2 separate regions of the Mus musculus genome follow, and region 2 is linked to region 1. Evidence: chromatin loops called from intact Hi-C (ENCODE). Cell type or tissue: left cerebral cortex. All regions are shown on one strand.

The links. Peaks named below come from ENCODE experiments on the same cell type or tissue, not always from the same donor. Only the 100,000 strongest peaks of a DNase experiment are listed, where the experiment ranks them.
Region 2: it touches region 1 in a loop (10-fold over the local background); 3 of 42 quality-filtered maps call a loop at or near these places.

Annotation. Positions count from the first base shown.
Region 1 is chr12:46,036,141-46,044,140 of GRCm38, forward strand. All of the region lies in intron 2 of Gm33811 (a long non-coding RNA gene), which reads left to right. Among named protein-coding and RNA genes, the nearest start is that of Gm24948, 56 kb to the left of the region's middle. In left cerebral cortex, no CTCF peak of the experiment used is centred here; DNase peaks (open chromatin) are centred at 4,309 and 4,671; H3K27ac peaks cover 1,281 bases.
Region 2 is chr12:45,927,981-45,935,980 of GRCm38, forward strand. No RefSeq gene overlaps it. Among named protein-coding and RNA genes, the nearest start is that of Gm33811, 39 kb to the right of the region's middle. In left cerebral cortex, a CTCF peak has its summit at 1,962 (motif pointing right); DNase peaks (open chromatin) are centred at 1,654, 1,987, 2,794, 4,356 and 3 more places; H3K27ac peaks cover 2,589 bases.

The sequences.
Region 1 (8,000 bases):
ATTTCAAGCCTTTAAAGATTTTTTTCACAAAAATATTCAAGAACATTTGTAAACTGTGAGGAAATATGACAGTCTTCAAGCATATAAACTGTAAAAAGTCCTTAAATGCACAAAAGCACTTCAGCAACAGATAATGTTAACATCCCCTATATTTTAATTTTATAAAACTTCCACATCATTAGAAAATAAACTTTATAAATTGAAGTAATCTGCATATGTATAATATTATCCTTCAGGTTTGAAGTCAGTGGTTAATAGTTTCGTTTATCCACAGAACTTTCAACATCCAAATTATATGAAGAATTTTTATAGCAATTCAAGTTCTAATTTTTATTATGGGATTTATCTATATATTTGTTATTATTAATCTGTAAAAATATTTTTCTGTGCTATAAAATAGGTCTCTCCCAAAGTGATTGTGACAACTGTGATAGTCCTTCAATGATCTAGTGTTAGCTCAGTTGTTCACTCACCAAGAATCCTTACTGTAGAAGATGGGAAGTAGGGGTGAGTTGGTTTATAGCACTACTATGCCTCTGGCTTCAACTTCTTTTCTTCTCCTGTAGCTATTGTAAGTACAATGCTTATTGAGTTATCACATGTCAACCATTGTGCAGAGTTGCAAATGCTTTAATTCCTTTAATCCTCATGATAGCCCTAGGAAAATAGTCTCAATTATCGTTAGTTTATAGATATGGAAATTGTGGCTTAGTGAGCTATGCAGCTTGCCAAGAAATTACACCAATAGAGTGTTGAACAGGGCAAAGAGCCTTCTGACTTTAATCGTCCACACTTATGTAAGACTACTGTTGACAAACCTGATACTAGCTGAGTGAATTCAATCCACTTCTATTATGACTTCTCCAGACTGAATAAAACACACACACACACACACACACACACACACACACACACACACACACGTTGATACCTTGAAACTTTCAGTGTGATCCAAAGACCACTCTTTAAGAATTCAAATTACTGAAATACTGAGGTGGTATAACGATGCACATGTCTGGATATCTATACTGAAAGATAAAAATGAAATTCCAGAGTCCTAGCTTTGACTATGATAGTTACCATGTTAGAAATGCTATGTATGTAGTTATTTCAAAATTATTTCATTCTTTTTTGACACAGTTTATTTATTTATTTTTTTGCCCTATTAAATACACATTTGGCTTATGTGAAAGTTGAATTTTATATGTTGGTCTGGAGGATATTTTGGAATGAGATTGACATCTAAGTCATTGGATTTAGAGTAAAACAGACTGCTATTCATACTCTCAGTGGGACTTTTCCATACATCTTTATGCCTAGATAGAACCAGTTTTCCTTATATATAGGCTGTAGGCTTCACCTATTGTAGAAGCTTTCCTGGGTCTCCTGAATGATGCTCATAATACAGATTCTGGGGTTTCCATATGCTTTAGTTATAGAAACATATTCCTTGTAGAAAATATATTTATACATGTGACTTTTCTGTTTCTCTGTAAAATCACGATCAAAACAATCTCTCTGTTGACTGATTCACATTTCCAAAATGCCTGCCCTCGTTTAAGAATTCCAAATCCCTGCTACTTCTTTCTAAATATTAATGTCTGAGTTCTCAGCTTACTCTGGTCTTTTGTACTTGGCAGAATGTACAGTTGAATAATTATAGCCATTGTCTCTGGGATAATTCAGTTTTCGTGTGACCAGCAGAGTGCCGTTACACAAGCCAAGGCAACCACAGTTATTGGGAGATACAGTCTTGTAGCACCTCTTCCTTAAATATCGTCCGTTATTGATTTAAACATTATTGTATGGAGGATGGTTGTATTTAGACATGTTGTTTTTCTAATTCTCGTGCTGCGAAATTCACTCTTTACTGTTTATTTACTCTGCTGTGGAAATTTAACTTTCGAGTAGAGACAAGATAATAGAATTGTGAAAAGGAATTTTGAAATCAGATCTTCATTCCCATCTATGTTCTATGGCCTGGGACAAATTGGTTGAACCCCTTCACCCTTAGTGGTACGTTCTTTTCTAAAATTTCCCTTTGTGATCCACATATTTGCTCAGTATGAAACTATATATACAACAAACACAAAATCTAAATCCAAGAGGTTTTAACAATGGCCGTGGATTTTCTTTCATTTTCAGTACCATAGAAATCAAGTGAACTTTGATTTTACACTTCTGAGACATTGAATTTGCTGTTGTGTCTGGCTCTTGGAGACCATAGCCACATTGTCTTCTCAAAAGCTGACTTTCCTGAGGGCTGTTATTTATTTATTTATTTATTTTTTGTTTAGATGTGGCAACCCTCACTCCATAAACAACTGAATTAGTTCACATTAACCATCATCTACAGCAAAAGTACACAAAACATAAAGAAATCACCTAAAATAACGTGTCTGAAGCAGCTGCTAAATTAAGTAATGTATTTGTTTTATTGCACATTTGCATAATAGGGCAAACTAGAAATTCTCTGTACCAGATGTGCTGGTGGCAGGGAGCTCTGATTACTGGCTTCTGTTATTAATCACTGCACAAACCTTAAATGATTTGTTTCCACAGTTTGATCAATTTACATCTCACAATGAACATTTATGCACACAATGCGGAGACAAAGCAGCTGTTTGCACCTTTCACAACGCCTTGGTATATTTATGGAAATTGAAGGGAGTGCTGTTAACCAAGGCACAGAGGAGTTTGGCCAAAGGCTTGATGACTTTTAGGAAGATCCCAATTTCCCTCATCAAAGTAGTTAATAAATAGAAAACATTTACCATTCCCAGAACAATTATGTTCTGACCTCTCTTGTTTTGGTTATCTTCTGAAAAACAAATGAAAGTTACAGTGTATGAAATTCACCTTTGCACCATGGATAGCCTTCCTTAAACAAATTACTGCCAGATTTTGAAGAGCTAGAGCATGTCTTGGTCTCACTAAAGAGGTGCTAGTGGTGGATACTTAGACAGCCATCCTCCCTTTTGATTTTACACTTGACATTTCATAACACTTTATCTATGATTTTCATCAGCATTTTAAACAGGTATAATACATCTAAAGATGGCATGGCTGATGAAAAAAGTAAAAGCACATGCAATATAAATATTGTTTCATTAATTTCCAATTAAACATGATAAATGCATTGACTCCACACATAAACATTTCTCCAATAAGTCATAACACTAGATACGTGATTTTTTTCTTCAATTGTGAGCATTGTAGTTATTTTGTATGCTAAGAAGTAATAAAGCCTTTAAAATAAAGTTATCATTTATTTTATCCTATCGATTCCAGGAACTTATTTGCATTGTGAGGATTACCTGATATAATTTCTTACTGAGATGACTTACCATTTGAGTACTAATGTTATTGTTAAATTTTATACATATATATATACATATACACTGTACTTGATTAATTCTGATGTTTTCTGAACGCACAGTAACTGATTAACAGAAAAGAAAAGGCATTGTGAATTATTATTATTTCTCAGATTATACATTTTTGCCTGTATTTGGCCTTGTATTTCTTCATTGTTGAAAGAGAAGAAAAGAAAGCAGAATCATTTTAAATTACTTTCATGATTTTCTAAAACAGGATAAAATTTCAGATAGAGGCTTTTGTTTTTAATACCTTGGAAAAATTAAAATGTGTATATTTTTCTCAGTCACTGAAAGACTGTTGCAGTTGCAAGCCTGCCTTTCCACAGCTCATCCTGGGAGCTAATGAAGCGCTACATATTGGTTTCAAATTCAAAGCATATGTAGTCACTGGGGCATTTTTTCTTTATATAGCACTATTTCAAAAGGAGCCCCAAATGTGGTCATCTTAGAAAATGTAATTTGGTTCAGCACTAAAGAACTTTTTTCTCAGACAACAAAAACCTTCACCTTTGAGTTGCCTATGAGAACATAAAATAGCTGTGAAGTTCCTTCAACTGTGTGTGAAAAATGTCCAGGAGCTGATGAAAATATATTAAAGGACTGATATGTCACGGCCATGAAGGGCATTGGACAAATTTGGATAAATGTGTCCAGATTTCACAGAAGCTGAGCCAGAAGTCCGTTAGGGGAAGATGTAAGAAGATGCTGAGGAGGATATCACAACTGAGACAACAAACTTAACTACATTACACATCAAAAGCCATCTTCAAAGTCATTAATGCTATTGCTGGGACTGCCTGCAAAAGAGCCAGATGTCACTCAGCCACAACTTGGAATCTGATGGTTGCCATTTATAAAAGTGAATCAAGTGAGGACTATATTATGTTGGGGCTGAATGAAACTCTTCCTCCTGACTCCCATTCAGTCCTACCCACACACAGAACAAAACCTCAGACGGATATGCCCTTGAGACTCCTAAGAGCTTATGTATTTTATTAGCCAAGGAAACACTGACCTTACAAGTTTGTTTGGTTTGTTTTTAGCATATTGGGCATTTGTTAAAATCTTTAAGAATGACAGACTTGTCCCTGAACTTTCTAAATTCATATGCTCCAAGAAAAGAAAGATTCAGAGATGTAAACAGATAAGGTACAAGCAGACCCTTCCAGTGCTATGTGAGGGGTATAAGTTTAGAAAAGGCATGTGGGAGTGCAAAGAAGAGCTAGGCTTCCCTTTGGAGACTGGAGACAGGCCACACAGAGGAGGAGATATTAAAGCAGCAAGCATTTGGCATGTGGGTGAAGAAGTAAGGGAGTGGGCACCTCCACAGAAGGAATCTCATGGTGAGAAATGATTATATAATCTCCCATGAAAAGGTCTGTTGTAATGCAGGAATGGTGGAGATGTTTTCCATGGTGAGAGTCTAAAGCTGCAGGCATTCCAGGGACAGATAGAGCTGAGCAAAGATGAAGACAAAGCCTGTTGAACCTTTCATTCTATGCTTTTGAAAAACAGTTAGATTTAAAAGTTATAAAGCCAGGGCAGTAGTCTTGAAACCATGCCACCTTTAACACCATTAACACTTGCCAAATTCAAATTCAAATTCAAACACACACACACACACACACACACACACACACACACACACATTTCTTACTATACTCCTGTGACAAAATCTACCATTTTATAAATGATGAAAAAGAGATTTACAGGTGATACATATCAGGCCCCAGTTCACCCAGTAGGTAGCAAATGGGGTCTTATCATTTTGCCTAGCCTGGCATCTAGCAAGTACCTGGGATTGTCTTGTTTCTAACTCCATAGTGCTGTGACTAGAGGTTATGCTATGTGGTTCTAATTTTTGTAGGGCAAGCATTTTATTCACTGAGCCATTTCCCAGCCCCCAATTGATAAAAACATAATAAGATGATGAGTGTGAATCAACAACTCTTATCCAACATATCTATTGAGATAAGGAAAAACATTCTCTGAATGTTAAAATTGTGACATTTGAAAATGTGTCATTGAGCTTCCATCAACAGGTAGAATTTGCAGAGTTAGAAAGGACAGAACAGCAATAAGCAAAAGGTGTGGGTAAGAGAGCACTTTGTCTAGTCATCAGGATCAATTCTAACATGTAGTGTGTGTGTGTGTGTGTGTGTGTGTGTGTGTGTGTGTGTGAGAAGCCTCCATAGGTATCGTCAGGGAGAAAGAAAAGGAATCATGTGGTCTCAAGATGCATTGATTTCCCAGGGACCTTTTCTCAGCTGGCTAATACCAGTGTAGTTTACAACCACAGGGTTGCTCTGTTAGTCCCTAGAAACCTAAAGCCTTTCAAAACATCCAGGACTCTTCCTTTAACTGTGCCCCAAGGGAGACAACCTAAGGGAGAGGTAAGAGAAACCACATGCACTGGCTTCCACTCTAAGGATATTTTCTAGCACGAGAATAGGCTGAGACTGTAAAAGCTGCTGGACAGACTCAAAGATAGCCAGGCCTCTGCTCTATAAACCCATGTGTGGCAGTCTCTACATGGTCCATCTTTTTATCTCAGCTCCAAACTTTGTCTCTGTACCTCCTTTCAAGGGTGTTTTGTTCCCACTTCTAAGGAGGGGTATAGTGTCCACACTTCAGTCTTCATTTTTCTTGAGTTTCATGTGTTTAGGAAATTGTATCTTATATCTTGGATATCCTATGTTTTGGGCAAATATCCACTTATCAGTGAGTACATATTGTGTGAGTTCCTTTGTGAATGTGTTACCTCACTCAGGATGATGCCCTCCAGGTCCATCCATTTGGCTAGGAATTTCATAAATTCATTCTTTTTAATAGCTGAGTAGTACTCCATTGTGTAGATGTACCACATTTTCTGTATCCATTCCTCTGTTGAGGGGCATCTGGGTTCTTTCCAGCTTCTGGCTATTATAAATAAGGTTGCTATGAACATAGTGGAGCATGTGTCCTTCTTACCAGTTGGGGCATCTTCTGGATGTATGCCCAGGAGAGGTATTGCTGGATCCTTCGGTAGTACTATGTCCAATTTTCTGAGGAACTGCCAGACTGATTTCCAGAGTGGTTGTACAAGCCTGCAATCCCACCAACAATGGAGGAGTGTTCCTCTTTCTCCACATCCACGCCAGCATCTGCTGTCACCAGAATTTTTTATCTTAGCCATTCTGACTGGTGTGAGGTGGAATCTCAGGGTTGTTTTGATTTGCATTTCCCTGATGATTAAGGATGTTGAACATTTTTTCAGGTGCTTCTCTGCCATTCAGTATTTCTCAGGTGAGAATTCTTTGTTCAGTTCTGAGCCCCATTTTAAAATGGGGTTATTTGATTTTCTGAAGTCCACCTTCTTGAGTTCTTTATATATGTTGGATATTAGTCCCCTATCTGATTTAGGATAGGTAAAGATCCTTTCCCAATCTGTTGGTGGTCTTTTTGTCTTATTGACGGTGTCTTTTGCCTTGCAGAAACTTTGGAGTTTCATTAGGTCCCATTTGTCAATTCTAGATCTTACATCACAAGCCATTGCTGTTCTGTTCAGGAATATTTTCCCTGTGCCCATATCTTCAAGGCTTTTCCCCACTTTCTCCTCTATAAGTTTCAGTGTCTCTGGTTTTATGTGAAGTTCCTTGATCCACCTAGATTTGACCTTAGTACAAGGAGATAGAAATGGATCAATTCGCATTCTTCTACGTGATAACCACCAGTTGTGCCAGCACCATTTGTTGAAAATTCGGTCTTTTTTCCACTGAATGGTTTCAGCTCCCTTGTCAAAGATCAAGTGACCATAGGTGTGGGTTCATTCTGGGTCTTCAATTCTATTCCATTGGTCTACTTGTCTGTCGCTATACCAGTACCATGCAGTTTTTATCACAATTGTTCTGTAGTAAAGCTTTAGATCAAGCATGGTGATTCCACCAGAGGTTCTTTTATCCTTGAGAAGAGTTTTTGCTATCCTAGGTTTTTTGTTATTCCAGATGAATTTGCAGATTGCTCTTTCTAATTTGTTGAAGAATTGAGTTGGAATTTTGATGGGGATTGCATTGAATCTGTAGATTGCTTTTGGCAAGATAGCCATTTTTACTATATATTGATCCTGCCAATCCATGAGCATGGGAGATCTTTCCATCTTCTGAGATCTTCTTTAATTTCTTTCTTCAGAGACTTGAAGTTCTTATCATAGAGATCTTTTACTTCCTTAGAGTCATGCCAAGGTATTTTATATTATTTGTGACTATTGAGAAGGGTGTTGTTTCCCTAATTTCTTTCTCAGCCGGTTTATTCTTTGTGTAGAGAAAGGCCATTGACTTGTTTGAGTTACTTTTACATCCAGCTACTTCATTGAAGCTGTTTATCAGGTTTAGGAGTTCTCTGGTGGAATTTTTAGGGTCAATTATATATATACTATCATATCATCTGCAAAAAGTGATATTTTGACTTCTTCTTTTCAAATTTGTATCCCCTTGATCTTCTTTTGTTGTCGAATTGCTCTGGCTAGGACTTCAAGTACAATGTTGAATAGGTAGGGAGAAAGTGGGCAGCCTTGTCTAGTCCCTGATTTTAGTGGAATTGCTTCCAGCTTCTCACCATTTACTTTGATGTTGGCTCCAGGTT
Region 2 (8,000 bases), 110 kb before region 1:
TCTACATAGACTTACTGTCTAGAGAAAATAGAATCTGTGTGAAAGGTATTTTTATTTGTGGTATGTCTACTGCTGATCAAGCAGATGCAAACAGAAGAATACTGTATAATACAACTGTGAATCCTGCTTTTTATCAAAGGTTTATTTTGATTTTATTAAGCTCAATTGTAATGAGGGACATGACAGACATGAAAAGTTCTGAGTATTTTGCAGAACTTAGAGATAAGATGAGCTGACTATTCAAATTCTTATCAAAGAATCAAACTGATTATTATCATATTCTTGTTAGATTTACCAGTTTCTTTAAATTCTCCTCCATGGTCACATCTTGCTTCTCATCCTGCTCCAAACTTGGAGAAAATAAAAGAGAAAGTTAAAATAAAACTTTTAGAGCTGTGTACCTCTGTGTGTGCGTGTGTGTGTGTGTGTGTGTGTGTGTGTGTGTGTGTGTGTGTGTGAGAGAGAGAGAGAGAGAGAGAGAGAGAGAGAGAGCATGAATTAAAACATTAAGACTATTTCTCTGCTAGTTTCAGGATGAAACCCAAGCTGATGTCACCCAAGGTGTTCTTGTTGCATAGGAATTTGTTGTTGTTGTTTGTGTATTCGGATGGTCTCAGTTATTACATCTTATTTTATTAGAATTATATAACAAAGGAATACTTAGTTGTATACATTCTGTACATTCCTAAGGACATTCTTGACTTTCTTGGATTTGCCTCAGCAAACCAGATCTCTACTTAAGAATGCTCTCTTCCTTCATCAATGTCATCACATGGCTATCATTTCCATTATCATGACTACCACAATTATCAGGATATTTAATAATTGTACATTTAATGAGTCACATTAGGCAAGGGAAACATGCAAAGCCTCTACCTCATTAGCCAGGGTAAGTTATCGGGTTTAATAAACAAACTGAGGAAAGCTGTCATCTGTTTCTGTTCCCATTACCTCTGACTGTAGGATTCAGAAAGAGCTAAGCTCCTTATCAAAGGGAGCCCCGAGAATCTCGATCCTGGTTAGAACAAAGCCATAGCTAGCTAACTAGAGATTGTCTTTCTTTTCAGAAACATTCCTTATTTCCAGAAACTGTCTTGGTAATAAGCAATAGTGAGTTGCTTTCCTGAGGCAGTAGTTGAAGGGATTACATGCATATCTGTAACATGGCTGTTTCTTGTACAGCACTGTCCAGTGAGAGACGTAGCCTTAGTCATGTTTTTAATGCTGAAACAAGCTCAAAGGGCGTTAATATGGCTGCCAAAAACCTACGTTCTTCTTAGGCAGTATACTATACAAAATACTCTTCGGAATACTGTAGAGACACAATTAAAAAAAAAAAAAAGCCTGAAGGGTAGATGGCTTTAATTTTAATTTCTTCTGAATCAAATAGCATTCAAAATCCCTAATGTACATATTAGCCTATAAACCGGGAATAATTATGAACCTTCTCCAGTCACCACTGTATTTGTCCAGACTGCTTGCAAGAAACAGTCATGGGAGACAGTGCAGTGTCGAGAACATTTTGTCCTGCATTAAGCCTGCTTCCCTCAGAGACTGCGTGGCAGCTGACTGGTACCCTGGTTCTTCAGGCAGGTGAGCCAATTAGCACATCTCCTAGTCTGGAACTGCACTTGCTGTGGATGTGATCTGCATACCAATTCTGCAGGGCTTTGACCTTCTGGGTAGAAAAAAGAAATCAAGAATCCCATATGGGAGTTAACACTGGCCTAGATTTTTTCCTATCCTCTCTCCTGTTTTGTTTTGTTTTGTTTTTTTCCCCGTATATACAATCTAGCTACATTTTTGGATTCACTTTGAGACTAGAAAACAGTTCTAGTTCACGTGGGAATTCAAATCAGTGGGAAGGGAAGAAATTATTTCTAAAACCAAGTCTTTTACTTTCCTCTGGTGATGTAGAAAATGGAATGGAGGTAACTTCTTGTACCAGTGTCTCCTGTGGCCCACATGGGGGCAGTACTAGGTAGTTAAAAACCTCAGGCAGCTTTCAGAACAAGTAGAATCTGGCAGGAGACAAACTTTAAATGCACAGAACAGACAGGGTTGTTTTTCATAAGCATAAGTTCCCTAAAGCGGATCATTAAAGAGCCCTAAGTGGTCTTGCTGAAGAAATGAGGAAGGAAAGATGACCACTGAATCTCCAGCTACTGGTATAGTTCCTTATCAGGAGACATTGAGGGAAAAGTTTTCATCGATTACTACAGGTAAAACTACTTATTTTCACACAGACAATGTGGAATAGCTAGACAGTTTTCATTAAATTATCAAATTATATTGCAAGACCTTTAAGGGACAGTGGCACTATACCCCAGGTAGAGGCTTGCACACTCTTCAGGACGTGATGAACAGTTTCACATAAGGTCTTTTAAGTGAGAGATGTAAAGAGTACATTCATGGCCAATAGAACTGTACTGGTATATGAAATTAATGCACGCCATTAGTGACTTAATATTATTGAATATGTTTCTCCTTTAGATCATGTGTAAACATTAACCTCAGACTACACAGGACTTATGGTATAATTGTGAATTCATAAGATATGAGGAGGTTTCAGTATTGAAGGAGAAAGTCATTTCTATCTAGATAAATCATCTGGTTGTGTCTATATACATCACACATGAAATGCTGTGATGGTATTTTAAGATCCATTTTCAGTGTCTGTGGCAGAGAAAGACATAGTCACAAACACTTTGGTTTCACTATCCAAGGGGAGACAACGTTGCCTATTCCTTTAGATGGAGTGATACCACCCCCACCTTCAGGAAACTGATTTAAAATCAACTAAAGAAACTGTGTCTGATCATGTCAAGTCATATGCAAGCTGAAGCAAATGCCTCTTCATTATTGTCTTGGGGACAGCATAGCCATGCATACTAAATGGAGTCTCACCACATAGTCACAAGGCTCTCTTGGCAATAATGAGTACTACATAGGACAGATGAATACCTGCCCCCCCCCCCAACACCATCAGCACCCTTTATATCCTTCTTCTGTATTCTTTCTCCTCTCTCTGTCTCTGGTCTTTGGAATAAAATTAAACACTCATTCCTTTCTGATTCCTTCTTAACATTACTCCCATTCTGTGGATTCATGTACCAGAAGATTCAGTTGGACACAGAGAAGCTGTTTATCCTAGAGAGGCTCATTTGGTGCTCAAATGACTACAGCTTCTGGGACAGAGCAACAAGATTATTAGAGGGAAAAAATTGGTATTTGTTTCTACATTCATTTGTTTTTCAATATCTCATTAATACAATGGTCTTTTCTTCCATTCCATGGCTGATTAGAAAAAGGTGTTTAATAAACACTACGTTTTGCTTTCCCTTAAACGGCAACTTGAACTGCCATGATGGGAACAGCCTCAGTATCTGCAGAATGTTATTGAATATGCAAGACATCATGTGCTTTCCTCAGTCTGTGGTGTGACCAATAAAACTGCTTTTACTCAATTTTCTCTTTTCAATTAGAAAAATCCTTAAAATGGCCATGAATTTGAACTTTATCATTTCATCACCTTAGAGTCATCTGCCAAATCTGTAAGAAGCAAAGTTCATGCAAAAAATTAGAGTACCTTCCTCCAAACTTTATAGACGTTAATGGAAGAGCTCCATTTAATACTTAAGCAAATTTATACAATTGCTTTCTCTGTGTGGCTACACTAATGAGCATATAAGAAAGTTAATTGCATAGATGTTGCAGAAGTAAACAGCAGATTAATCTTTTTAAATAACATATATTTTGCTTGCTGGATTTTAACTTTTTTGCTCCTCTAAAATGCTAAGTGGGACCTGTGATGCAGTATATATGTTTCCCTATTACTTTTAGGGCAAAGAAAGATGACAAAGTAAGCTTAAGCATTCCGTATTCACTTATCAGGTCCCATGGGACACACACATAAAAGCATATCTTCCCTTTGCTTCCTGCTCTGTCCCACAAACCTCCCACCTCCTCCAATACCACTTACATCCACGACTTACAACTTGATCATTAGCAAGAGAGAGGAATGAATAAGAGGAGAAAGAAAAAGTAATTAATTCACTGAAGTGCAGCTGCAAATGAATTTTTGAAATAAATTATTAATTTCCTCTTTAATATTTCTACATTGATGCTGCTCTGTATCTGGGGACGGGAAGTGAGAGTTGCTCTGCTGCCCAACAGCAAGGCCCTGGGAAGACTGCAGTGCCTCCCTGTGAGTAGAGTGCGCCATGTAAATGTAAGGGTTCTGTAGTTCATCTGCAGTGTGCTTTCACCCTCAGCTCTCCAATACCCGGGCTTTAAGGTTTGAGATGGCTAAGGAGGCATGCTGGGTGGAGGTGGTTGCAATAAATGCCTTACTTTACATGTCTTCTTCTGGTGTTAGTTTCCTAAAAAACTGCCTAAATACCAAGTGTTTCCTAAAAATACTAAAATACCAAGACAAAGGCTGAACACATGTTATGATTCTGGAGAAAAAGATAGCATCGCAAATTTAAAATCATTCTGTTATGTAGGAGGGAGAAAAAAAATGAATTGTGTAGGTGATGCTAGGTTACCTAAAACTGCATCTTCACAACATGGAAAAGGAACATGAATCTTTTGTGTCTTCAAACCTAACCTGAGCAGAGATTGGGGAACGCCGTGAGGATTGCAGCAGGGCTCTGCCTTGCCCCCTCCTCTTTGAGGTTCCAATCTTCAGTCAACTTTAAGCCCAGATTACAGAGCACTTTCCTTATCAGTCCCTCAAACACTATCAGGAAATCTGCTTGTCTTGACCTCTCTGGCTTATGGGTGGGTGGCAAATCTTAAGCATCACATGGAAAAGATGTTTTTTTAACAGGAGAAAAAGCACTGGTGCTGTTTCTGTGCTCAGAGATGCTGGCTCCAAATGGTTTGAGGAATGATTGTTTCTACTTAAAGTGATTGATACATCTATACCTACTTGGAGAGAATTTCATTACCTATTCCTTCTGCTAGGACAAGCTGACTAGAGTCTCAGAAGACAAGGGGGAACATATTTGAGTAACAGAGTGCCATTCTCTTTTATAAAAGAGGGAAGAAAAACCAACACATTTGTAAGAACCTTAGTGAGTAAAGATTCTGAACAGGTGAACAAAGTGTTAATAGAGAAAAATACACAATATATAACATAATTGGGCTTTTAGCCTTTTGTTCCATGATTAAGATATTTCTACTGGCTCACTTACATGAGCATTTCTTTTTAAATTACCCACAATTTTTAAACACGGGGCAAAATGAGAACCGTAAAGGCTACCTAACAGAATTCAATTCGTTCCACACTACTACTTAGGAATTAATGTTTTCATTGTGTGTGGCATTTGAAAACTCAGAAGCTCATTACTACTATCTTGCAGATGATTTTGGAAGAGAAAATTAAAAAATTTAATCTCTAATTTGGGGTCAAACATAAGAGAAAACAACTTAATGAGCTCCTTAAAATGTAATGTTCTTTTACAAAACAAGAAATCCTTGTAAAACCTGCAAGTCTGTCTCTTCTCAAATATTTTCTCAAATGCTTCTGGATGCTTCCTAAAGCTATTATTTCCAGCAGAGTCACAGAAACATTCAGCTATGTAGGCGGGCCCAGTAAATTTAGCATCTAAGCCACATTCTGACATGTTAAGAATAGGCGTCCATAAATCTCTCCTAGCTTCTCCTGAGGAGATTAAATCTTTCTTTTCAAGAATTTGCTAAGTTTCAGGAATTGGTACAATATAATAAATGACTTGTAGACATGGCTGAGAAAAGAGTGGAAGATAATGGGATCCTCTTGTATAAGAACCAGATAAGGAGTTGAAAGGAAATTCTGGGTATTACACATGAGGCAACCTAATCTGCCTGTAGCATCACTCGGAGTCATAAATAGGGGAATGTGGACCATTGTTAAGAAGCCCTCATGTTGCACAGAGTCATTTTACTTTGATGGCAAATCTCTTTAGAACATAGCTGCCACAAATAAGATTCCATAAACTCTCAATTACATTGAATTTTATTTGTTGTTAAATTAGTCAAACCTGGTACTCTGACCATTTATTTTCCCCAATCTACTTCAAAATGCAGGTGTCTCAGATTTTCAGGATTTCTTTAATTCCTTAACCTCCCTCTCAGTAGAAAGGGTTCAGTGTATTGAGTAATATATTGAAGAGGGTTAAGCTCCTTATGAACAGGGGAAGCTTATATTTCTACTAAAAACAAATAAGGAATTTATTGAAAAGCTACTATATTGGTAAGAGGAACAATATGCAGTAGACTCTGTAGAAGTGGGATCTGGAGTTGTTTCAAAACAAACCAAGTTAAAGGATTTTCTCATTAGAGTGCTAGAGGGGGTGGATTCCTCAGTGCCAAACACTTTTTGCCGATGCATCATACCTCTTGATGCTTCTAAATGCCAAGAATGTAATTCAAATTGACTGAACATGGGACATTAGCTTACTCATTGGTTACTCTGTCCAGACAGAATCATGAATGAGTAGTTCCTTAAAGCAACAATTATATTCTTAGACCCAAACAAGGTAGAATTGATCAATAACAAACACACAAAGGAGGAAAGAAAAGAGAGAGGGACGGAGAAGGAAGAAAAAAGGAGAGGAGGAGAAAAGAAAAGAAGATAAAGAAGATATAAGAAAAGAAACAAAATCAGCAGGAGGACCCAAGATAGCATGCTGCACATCTTTGATCACCCTGAGTCCAAAAGCTGATAACTCTTATCAGTATTTGCCCATCTCCCCTGTCTTACCTTTCTTCAAATAGGTAAAGATGCCATGATAACTTGCAGACATATAACTCATTCCATTTGATAAATTGGGTGGAGGGGAAAGTCTGAGAAAGACTAAGGGTGTTTTGCAAGTACATACTAGCCCTCTTAATGTCTTCCCTAGTCAGATCTATGTTGAGAGGGCTTTTTTGTCCACGGAAGGAGCTTAAGACCACATTTAAATCTGTTTCTTGTATCTCTGATCACCTATCTTCTCATCTACCTTGCAACAGTCAAGTCTTGCTGTTTTAAGAGCCCTCTGTTACCAAGATGTCTTTTTAGCTGTGAACTATTGGCACTATCTTTGCTAAAAGTTCCCCAAAGTGTGGTTATGTTGTGACCCTCAGTATCTACAGTTTCAAGATTACTTTCTCAGGATATCACTTTAGACAATAAATGCTTTTGTTCCTCCAGAGCAACCTTTGAGCCAATCCTGACTCATAAAAAAGGATATACAACCTGAAGAATTAGTTTCTTCAAAAATGTATTTTCAAAAATATATACTGAAGTCTCACTATTATCTGAACTCCATATCTGTATAACTATAGTAACTAATATATGCTTAATCTAAAAATGTATGAAGAAGAAAAGTAGTGGTTGTATAAATCTTAACTCATGTCTCTCTATGAACACTTATTAGAAATATTAAGGAAATATTAGTGGTTCTCCCATCTGTTATTCTAGAGTTATGGTTAATGTTATCATATCTTTATTTTAAGTGGTTAACAGGAGTAAAACAATGTGAGATGTTAGGAATTTTTAAAAAAATTATTAAATCTTTTTTTTTTTACACTCCATATTTTATTCCTCTCCTGGTCTTCCCTCTGACAGTTCCACATCGCATACCTTCTCCCACCCGCAGTCTCCAAGAGGATGTTCCCAGCCCCCACTCCTCACCCCACCAGATCTCCCCACCTCCTAGAGCCTCCATTTTATTGAGAGTTAGGTGCATCATCTCTGATTGAACCCATACGTGGCAGTCCTCTGCTCTATGTGTTAGGAGGTCTCATATTAGCTGGTATATGCTGCCTGGTTGGTGGTCCAGTGTCTGAGAAATCTTGAGGTTCCAGGTTAATTGAGACTGCTGGTCCTCCTACAGGGTCTCCCTTCTCCTCAGCTTCTTTTAGCTTCTTCCTAATTCAACCACAGGGTCATCAGCTTCTGCACATTGTTTTGGTGTAAATATCTTCATCTGATTCTCTCAACTGGTTGTTGGGTCTTTCAGAAGGCA